2 separate regions of the Homo sapiens genome follow, and region 1 is linked to region 2. The links are chromatin contacts, found by Hi-C or POLR2A ChIA-PET in ENCODE. All regions are on one chromosome and are shown on one strand. The core of a region is the stretch at or near the end of the contact, and the rest is flanking DNA. Distances in the headings are between cores, read along the strand shown.

Region 1 (5,231 bases), core at 1,664-4,163, 38 kb before region 2:
CTTCAAGTTCCTGTGTATAGGTGTGTAAATTTGGGTTAGATATTTAATGTCTGTAAGACTCGGTTTTGTCATCTGTAAAATGAACATAATAATAAGTCTCAGTTTTCATGTCTGTACAATGAGCAACTTCTAAAAGTGTTATAATAATTAAATAAGCTAATACATATAAAATTCTTAGATATGCCTGTCAAAACCTAAGAATAAAGCACATGTTCACTTTTCTGTGAAAACTAATGGAACTTACTTTGGGAAATACTGGCTCTATTCTTTTACTAAGTTTTCAAACTTGTGATATTGATTATATTTGGCCTGACTGTGGCAGAATTGTCTCGATACAATGACATAATCATGGATGATCAGTCAAAAAATCTGAATAATTGTTCTAGTCATTCCTTTTCTAGCTGCCTGACTTTGGACCAGTCATTTACACCTCTGAGTCTTGTTTCTTTTGTCTTCTAGTGAAGAAAAGTGGTCCTCTTCCTTTACAGGATGAACAGAAGGATGTTTCTCTGTATTGGCTGTGTTAGGTGTTTTGCGGATTACAAAGTACTATATATGTCTTTTTATTATCTCAGTTTTATCACTTCCTGTTTTGGGTTGGGCAGAATGTCAGAGAGACCCAGTACCCCACTGTTGTTGCTGTATTGTACTCAGGACATCAAGGCTATGAGCTTGAGTCAGCCTTTCCAAGGCCACCATTGTCCCAATGGTTATGGAGCTGTGCCTGGGTTCTGTGGAACCTGTAGGGAAAATGTGAATCAGTGGGCTGTTTTACTTGGCTGCTAAATTTGGTTCACTGTTTCATAAATCAGAACAAGTCTGTCTAGAATGGTTCTGGTTGCCATCAGCAACCAGGGTCATAGAATTCAAGGACATCAGATATGTAAGAGAAATGGAAAATAACTTTTCAAAGGAATGCCTTCTGCAAGAATCCCGAGGCTAGTTGAAATACTAAAGAAAGCTAAATAGAAACTATAACTTCAAGCTTGGAATTTCCTGCTTGTTACTTGGATGTTGTCATGAGGACTTGGTCCAAGATTTTGCTTTCCTGGGTGGAAGAAATAGTGTCAGTATTGGATTACTGATTAGTGTCTTTGCAATGTACAGAGCTCCATAGTTCCAGTCAGTAGAGCAGATGTTAATTTTCCAGAGAAACACATTCTCGATTCTGGTTTTACAGTGTATCAGATTGTCACCTATTGCTCTATATCAATGTTTGTGGAATTCTTAAAATTAATCAAAATTATTTTAGTTCATGCTAGCTACATAGCACCACTTTTTTATTCTTGGGAGCCAAGTTGATAATGGGAAAAGGATGTGAAATTTTTATCATGTAAAATGAAAACTAAATGACTTCATGAGAATTTTTCAGTGAGCCATTTAAACTTATAGCGTATAATCTTCAATTTTAATGAAATTTTCATTAATGATTAATGTGGTGAATTTTTCTAAAACTTACCAAAAAAGCCACCAGCATATTAATTATTTTCAGTGTATCTACTGCAAATCATTTTGACAACAATGTTAAACCAAACCCAAAACAAAGCAAACAAACACTGTAAATAGTAGCAATCACTTTTTTTCTTCCACTCAGTCACATTTTCAGCAGTGCCATCTACTCTCTCTCTTCTCCATCCTGGACACCTTTGATGACTTCAGTTTCTGAAGATGACTTGTGGTTCATCACGATCCTTCCTTTTTATCCACTCTCCAGCTACCAATGCCTGTGAGTTCAACAACCGTGAGGACACTGCCTTAATAATTTTCCTTTAATTTTCTCAGATTTCTTTATCTGATTTCACCCTTTCTAGCTATCCAGCAGAACTTTCCTCTATGGCCTTCGTTCCTCTTTCCCTTTCTCTCCAGACCAACCCCCAACTCATGGCCAACCTCTTTAGCTAGTCACGTGTATAGAAGGGTAGGGCCATTTGCATTGCAATAAGGATTGATGATCATTCTTTTCCTCAACTGTCTGTCTTGTCAAGCTTTACAGCACTCCACCACTGTTCACTGAGCACTGCAGACAAATGACACAGAGCTATGTCTCTGCCGTCTACTATGTATTCGCACTGCATGATCACAACTAAGGTTTTAGAGTTGTTTATCAATTTTCTATTATCGTTGCTTAGTATTATTTCTTAGAATTGATGTCAGAATTATTTCTACTTCTCAAACTGTGTCCCTTCATTCTTTTCATGATTTTATCTCCCACACTACTAAGGAAAGCTCTAATAAAGGGAGGAATTTTGGGTGGTGAATTGGAGTAGGAGAAGAGAGATCACATGTATGAGACACTAAGCAGGTGAAATTAATAGGTGTTTGTATCATTTTTGGGGGGGATTAGAAAGTAAAGGAAGGGGATCAGAATTGACTCGGAGATTTAAAGCCTGGGTGATTGATGGATTGTGGTTCTATGAGCAAAAACAAGAACTACAGGAGCGGATGTAGAATAGGAAGGAAGGATATTATTTTCCTTTGCCCCTTCTTTTCCTCTTTGTCTTTTTAAAAGTCTCATTATCTTTGCTTAATTGCCTTAAATAAAATATAAAAATTTACTGCTTGAAATGAATGAGCTTTCAAAATAAAAGGGCACATACCAGTAAGACTGAAAAGAGTTCAGATCCCAGCTTCCCGAAAGAATAATCCTCTTAATAAGGCAGCTGTAAGCTCTCTAATGCTGGATAACTAGAACAGCACTCTGCCTTTGGAAAAATGCCATAAGTCCCTTGCACTTTTCCTTATTTTTAAAGATAGCCATGTAAGCAAGATGTAGCTCCTAATGAGAGTATTTTCTAGACTTCGTTCCTTGCCTTAAGCACTAGCTATTTTGCTAAGCAACTGTCTTCTTGGAGGGTTTTGCTTTTTAGCAAACCAAAGATTGACAAAGTTGGTGAGGAAGTGACTCATGGCATTGGGGTTATTTTAGTATAAACTACTTGCCCTGAGTACATGGCCCTTTTATACTATTTCAGCTGAAGTATTTCTCCTTTGATAGAAATATAGAGTTGCTAAGACCAACTGGATTTTTTTTTTTTTTTGACGGAGTCTCGTTCCATCGCCCAGGCTGGAGTACAGTGGTGCAATCTCAGCTCACTGCAATCTCTGCCTCCTGGGATCAAGCCATTCTCCTACCTCAGCCTCTCAAGTAGCTGGGACTACAGGTGTCCACCACCATGTCCGGGTAATTTTTGTATTTTTAGTGGAGACGGGGTTTCACCATGTTGACCAGGCTGATCTCAAACTCCTGACCTCAGGTGATCCACCCACCTCGGCCTCCCAAAGTGCTGGGATTATAGGCGTGAGCCACTGCGCATGGCTGGAAAACATTTTTACATGTAAGACATGGCCCCACTTATTTAATGCACATCAGTAAAACCTAGTTCCACGTTGTTCCTATTCTAATACATCAGGTTATGCTCTCTCTTCCCTTTCTTTAATATCTCAGCCTCTTTGCATGTAACATTTCCTACTTCACAGAGAATGTCAAAACAAAACAAAAGAAACAAATATGGCATCTCCAACATCTCTTTGCTTTCACACTGTCAGAATACTGTTTTCCTCTGCCAGCCTATGTACTCTTTAAAAAGCCTCATTTGCCATCATTCTTTTCAGAATTATCAGGTACTCTATTTGTTAAGGATCTGGCTTGTGCCATCTTTCCTTTGAAACTTATATTGATTGGTATTTATAAAGAAAACTTTCTAGTACAATATATATAAGCAAATAGCCATTTACAGACATTAAGATGTAATCACCTGTCCTAAATTGATATTGTAGTAACACTTCCTTTCTTTTCTTAGTAATAATGGGAAATAGGGGCATCCTATTATATCATTTCATTAACTATGAATTATGCAGAAGTGTAAAGTTGAGAGTGTATAGTCATTAAAAGAAGTTACTGTTAAGGTAACAAATGTGTCCACTTCGTGTTTCCATATGGCAATCATGACTCTTAGAACCACTTCCATCAATCTGAATGCTTTATATCAGACCAGAAAGCATTTAGCAAATTTGAGCTTAATGCTGTACCTTGGTAAACACAATCCAGAAGCTAAAATGGTCTCCACAAATCCAAATCAATACTAAAAGCCAACACATAATTTTTGGATTACTTGGCTTTTGATTTTTTGTGGCTGAAATTCCTCTTCACTTGCACAATAAAAAACTAGCTTTGATATTTATTTTATTTATAGAACAAACATTATATTCCAAATAAGACTGAATACCTGTGTTGGCAGGTAGAAAGAAGCACAGTCATACCTTATTTGTTCATAGTTTTGAGAGATGGCAGGCGGAATAAAAAAATAATACATGAGAAGGCTATGATAGTATTGATGAGGGAGTAGGTAACTGAGTGAATGAAGGAAACTTCTGTGAGAAATTGACACTGAAGTTACGTCTTGCAAAGGAGTAAAACATTCCACACAGAGGAAATGGGGTGGGGCTCTCCAAGAAAAAGGAATAATGTGTATAAAGACTTGGTAGTGTTCAAGTGCCTGGTGAAGAATTCTACTAGGTTTACAGTTTGTTTTCTAAGGTAATAGGTGGTAAATTTTTTTTTTTTTTGAGTCAGAGTCTTGCTCTGTCACCCAGGCTGGAGTGCAGTGGCACAATCTGGGCTCACTGCAAGCTCCGCCTCCCAGCTTCACACCATTCTCCTGCCTCAGCCTCCCGAGTAGCTGGGACTACAGGTGCCCGCCACCATGCCCAGCTAATTTTTTGTATTTTTAGTAGAGACGGGGTTTCACCATGTTAGCCAGGATGATCTCGATCTCCTGACCTCGTGATCCACCCGCCTCAGCCTCCCAAAGTGCTGGGATTACAGGCGTGAGCCACCGTGCGCGGCCAATAGGTGGTAAATATTTTTTGAGTCTAAAATATGCTCAGTGAGAACTGTGAAAAATATGTCCATAAAATGTTTATTTACCTTTCTGTACAGATTAATATTTTGTTTTCAGTAAGCATTTTACTCAGCATATTTTTTAGTGCCTTTGATCCGGTATACTCCACAAGGAAAAGGAGAAATGGAAAAAAATAAAAACGAATGATATCTTCTAAAGAAATTTCCAATCTATTTGGGGATGTAGCCATGTTTATTTAGTTAAGAAGCATGTTTGACCTGATGCATAATGAGAAATGGAAAGGGTCTGTTGGGGCACAGAGGAAGGAGCAATTCTGAAGGCTGGCAGGCAAAGCCCAAATAAATCTACCTACAGAGAAGATTCATTGAC
Region 2 (4,784 bases), core at 681-3,180:
GGACAGCTTCTTAACAAGCTGTATTAGCTTGGGCTGCCAGGACAAAGACCACAGTCTGGATGACTTGAACAACAGACATTTATTTTTTCACAGTTCTAGAAGTTAAAAGTCCGGGATCAAGGTTCCAGGTGGTTTAGTTTCTGGTGAGGCTGTCTTCCTGGCTTAAAGATGGCCATCTTCTCACTACGTCCTTCACATGGACTTTCCATGTGAGAGGCAGAGAGAGAGAGCTTTCTGGTGTCTCTTCCTATAAGGATACTACTAATCTTATCATGTCATAGCCCCATCCTAAAAGACCCCACCCTAATGACCTCATTTAACGTGAAGTACTTCCTTAGTATCCCCTATCTCCAAATACAGCCACGCTGAAGTTAGAGCTTCAATATATGAATTTTGGGTGGACACGAACAGTCCATAGTACAAGTAAACACACAAGTAAATCCCAATTACAAAGCATAGTACATCCCAAGAAGGAAAAAGAGGCTCTTTTTAGAGCTACATTCCATGGAATTGTTATAGAAAGCTTACTTTTATTATCCACTAAAAATATAAATCAGAAGAGCCAGGAGTGTAAAATTGAGAATGATATTGTATTCTGTATTCTTTCTTGGAACGCTGAATCTATTTTGTTTGTACTTGCCTCAAGGCCCACATAATAATCTTTGACTTCCTTCAAGAGAATATGATCGTTTTGTAAAATGTAACTATGGCCATTGCCTGACTCTTGAAATGTAATTACATTTCTAAGTACTTCACTTTTTGGTATTCAGCGAAATGAGAGAAAGGAGAAAAAAAAAAAAAGCACTCTGTATAGAGTTTCATTCCCAATTTTTTTTTTCACATTTTGTTTAATATCTAAAGATTCTTGTTATAATGAATTTAAATCTTTTTTGTTATGGTGATTCTTTTTTAAGTAAAGGGGTAAAATTGAGAATGCACTGATGTGAATTTCAGTCTTTCAAACTGAAGTTTTAGAAATTAAATATAATGTCACTTTTTGGCAGAAGAAAATTAATGTGGGAAATTTTTAGAAGTTTTATCCAAACGAACACAAACTTGGCTAAGTACTGAGGAGACTGCTGAATGTAAGACCCTATGTTACGCACAGCTTGTAGTTATTCCCGATTGTAAGATGCACTATTAAAAGTTGTTTGTGGACAACAGGGGTCAGTGGTCTCCTTAACATCTGATGCCCATGTTACACTTTCCTGTTTCTATTGGGGAAGACGGGGGAGTCTCCTGTTCGAGAGAGGCCTGTCCCTCAGAGAACAAGAAAGATGTGCATCCCACTTTAACTGCTGAAGGAAGGAAAAGGAATTGGGAGGCCTAATGAACATGGAATTTGACTTTCACAATGTATTTCTCATGGATAGATTCTTGGAGAATGGTGTCTGTTTGGGGGCATTTAAGAGGGATATTGAAAGAGAAGAGCTGTTACAGATGGAGAACAAGATGGAGGGGGGCATACAATTCTGTAATGTGAAGAAGAGGCGGGTAGTAAGCTTAGTTCCCTTAGTTTCTACTCATAATACTGAATGAAGTGAGGTGAGGGGATGGGGGCAGTGCCTGAGTCTTTTCATATGCCTGATGCCCAGGTAGCTGAAATCCATGAAGGGATACAAGGTGTGGATGAATGGGTGAAAAATTCAGAATCTTAGAAATTGTACAACGTGAGAACAATCTTTAAAGCAGTTAGGACTCTCCATAGATAAATGAGCTGCCTGGAGTAGTGGAGGGAGTGATACTGGCATCTCTGTAGAGGTCCAATCAAAGCTTCATGACTGAGCAAAGGTATTTTACATGACTGAAAAAAAAATAAAGATCCTAGTGTCAAACAGCTGAACTACAGGCCCAGTAGTATCTCTCCCAATGTTGATATTCTATGATCTTTTTTTTTTCTCTCTACCACATTCCAAAGATATGACAAGGCTGGATGTCACTACTGACGTCGGCTCTCAGATCAGTCTGTGTCGTGGCTGATGGCTTCACCAGATCCTCAGAGACCAGGCTAGTTGCCCTGCAAATTATTCAAGATTCAATTTTCTCAGACTATGAACTTCCTTTGAATACCATAGTTATATAAGGCAGAATCTTTCATTTCCTAAACTGATTAATGATGATAAATAAGGCATTTAGAAAATAAACTATAGGTGGGGGTGGAGGGTTCTGATTAGGCATTATTTCAGTAACCTCACTGTTCCAGTAGTGGTCTTGGAGTATAATGCAGCATAGTGGCTAAGAACATTAGAATACAGTGCAGATAAAGCCCCTGCATATATGGCCAGCTGATTTTCTACTAATGTATGAAGGAAGTTCAATGGAGAAAGAATATTTTTTTCAGTAAATGGTGATGGAAACATTGATATAAAAAAACCTCAATAGATTGTAGACCTATGTGTAGAAGCTACAGTTTTGAAATTTGTTTAAGAAAACAGGGAAATCTTAGTAACTCTGGATTTGAAAAATACGTCTTGATTAGAAAATAAAATACATAAACTATAAGAGAAATAGATCAACAAATTGGGCCCCATAAAAATTAAAAGTGGTTGTTCTTCAAAAGACACTTTTGGCTGGGCCCAGTGGCTCATTCCTGTAATCCCAGCACTTTGGGAGGCCGAGGCGCGTGGATCACCTGAGGTCAGGACTTAGAGACCACCCTGGCCAACATGGTGAAACCCTGTCTCTACTAAGAATACAAAAATTAGCCGGGCATGGTGGCGGGTACCTGTAATCCCAGCTACTAAGGAGGCTGAGGCAGGAGAATCGCTTGAACCCAGGAGACAGAGGTTACAGTGAGCCGAGATTGTGCCATTGCACTCCAGACTGGGGCCTGGGTGACAAGAGTGGAACTCCATCTCAAAAAAAAAAAAAAAAACCACTTTATTTAAAAATAAAAATAAAAAGGCAGTCATAGACTGAGAGAAAATATTTGAAAAATATATACCTAACAAAAGACATGTGTCTAGAATATATAAAGAATTCTTAAAATTCAATAAGAAAATCCAATTTTACAATCAAAAATATTTGAATAGACACTTCACCAAATATGATATGTGGATAACAAATAAATACATTAAAAATGCTCAACATCATTAGAGAAGTTAAAGACTTGTATCTGAATGTTTTTAGAAAATTTATTTGTGATAGCTAAAAATTGGAAACAAGCGGCCCTCAACAAATATATAACAAAACAAATTGTGATATTGTCCTAGAATGGAATACTACTCGGCTATTCAAAGGAGTCAGCTGTTGATATGTGCCACAACATGATTGAATCCTAAAATAGTTCTTCTGAGTGAAAGAAGCTAGATAAAAAGATTTGCTGTATTTTTCTTTTCATATAAAGTTTTATAAAAATTTAAACTAACCTATAGAAATGAAAGCAGATCAACGGTTGCCTCAGTATGGACTAAGGAAGAAAGATGAATTTGAAAGTGGCACACGGAAACTTTTAGGGAGAGTGGATATATTCATTGTCTTGATCGCTGTGTGGATTCATGGGGGAATGCATATGCCAAAATTCATCAAATTATATTCTTTTACATGTACGGTTTACTGATCATCAATTAAACTCACTAAAGACAGATAGATAGATATGTATGTGTATATACACACATGCATATATATATATATATACACACACACACATTTATATGTATATATACTTATATACACATAAACACACAGCAATATGTTCTTAGACACGGTAATAACCTTTCTATCTTCGATTTACATTTGTATAAATTGGGGATATAATATTACTTACTTCATGGAGAACAGTGCTAAGCATGGAGAAAGATCTCAATCAATGTGAGCTAAAACTATTACTCTGTAGTATAGTTCACTTCTTTTAAAACATATTTTAAAAGAAGTTTGTTTTAAAAGAAATATGCTTTAAAAGAAGTGTCTATGTCCTTTGCAGGGACATGGATGAAACTGGAAGCTATCATTCTCAGCAAACTAATACAGGAACAGAAAACCAAACACTGCATGTTCTCACTCATAAGTGGGAGCTGAAAAATTAGAACATATGGACCCAGGGAGGGTAACATCACACACCGGGGCTTGTCGGGGGGTGAGGGGCAAGAGGAAGGGAGAGCATTAGGACAAATACTTAATGCATGCGGGACTTAGAACCTGAATGACAGGTTGATAGGTGTAGCAAACCACCACGGCACATGTATACCTATGTAACAATCCTGCACGTTCTGCACGTGTATCCCAGAACTTAAAGTAAAATTTATTTTAAAAATGATTTGTTTATTCTATTTCTCCACTTTTTTCTTTGTTTTTGAGGATATTCGTTACCAGGAAAGATATTGTGTTTCCTCAAGGACTATTTTGTGGTATGTAGTTTTTAGAAGGTCTGACTCCTGGGCAAGTGTGAATAGAACAGATGGGTGAAGAAGCCTTTCAAATGGCATTCCCAGGCCTGAGAGGGGAAGTCCTTGTGCTTAGAAATTTTCCATCCTCCTCCACAGCTGAAATGCCTCCCTTGGCTGAAATGCCTCCCTCAGCATTTTTGTTTTGAACGCCCTTTCTTGGGGGATCCTAACCCAGCTGCAAGAATTCACTGTGGGCTGAAACCTGGCAGATTAGATCTTGGAGAGGGAAAGTGATTTGAAAGTAATGTTTGTTCTTAAAAATGACAAACAAGTATTGCAGGTTTCTGTTATTTTTTGTGTTCCAATTAAATTGTTGAGGATTTTGAAGATCAGTTACAAGACCTTTGAATTTGCCAAATGGCAGGTTTCCTTTGCTCCTTTTAATTTTTAAAAGAAAAT

The links. A loop is a pair of places that touch in the nucleus more often than their neighbours do. ChIA-PET counts read pairs that join two places held with the same protein, here RNA polymerase II (POLR2A). Pooled maps may share reads with other maps.
Region 1: a loop to region 2 is called in a pooled map, with 2.9 times the contacts of the local background. The contact joins two enhancer-like sites. A Hi-C loop is called at or near these places in 2 of 168 maps with a recorded cell type or tissue (IMR-90 and pancreas), 6 of 37 single-sample maps with no recorded cell type and 5 of 50 pooled maps. POLR2A ChIA-PET finds 5 or more read pairs at or near these places in 11 of 52 experiments (A673, AG04449, AG04450 and 8 more).

What each region holds. Positions count from the first base shown.
Region 1 is chr3:190,090,038-190,095,268 of GRCh38, reverse strand. All of the region lies in intron 1 of P3H2 (prolyl 3-hydroxylase 2), which reads left to right. Among named protein-coding and RNA genes, the nearest start is that of P3H2, 28 kb to the left of the region's middle. Within about 2 kb of position 2,913, at least 3 of the 41 ENCODE cell types and tissues checked have a DNase peak (open chromatin) inside an H3K27ac peak, as active enhancers do; they include A673, where a contact is called at or near this core.
Region 2 is chr3:190,051,542-190,056,325 of GRCh38, reverse strand. All of the region lies in intron 1 of P3H2 (prolyl 3-hydroxylase 2), which reads left to right. Among named protein-coding and RNA genes, the nearest start is that of P3H2, 67 kb to the left of the region's middle. RefSeq lists a silencer at 4,098-4,147. Within about 2 kb of position 1,930, at least 3 of the 41 ENCODE cell types and tissues checked have a DNase peak (open chromatin) inside an H3K27ac peak, as active enhancers do; they include A673, where a contact is called at or near this core.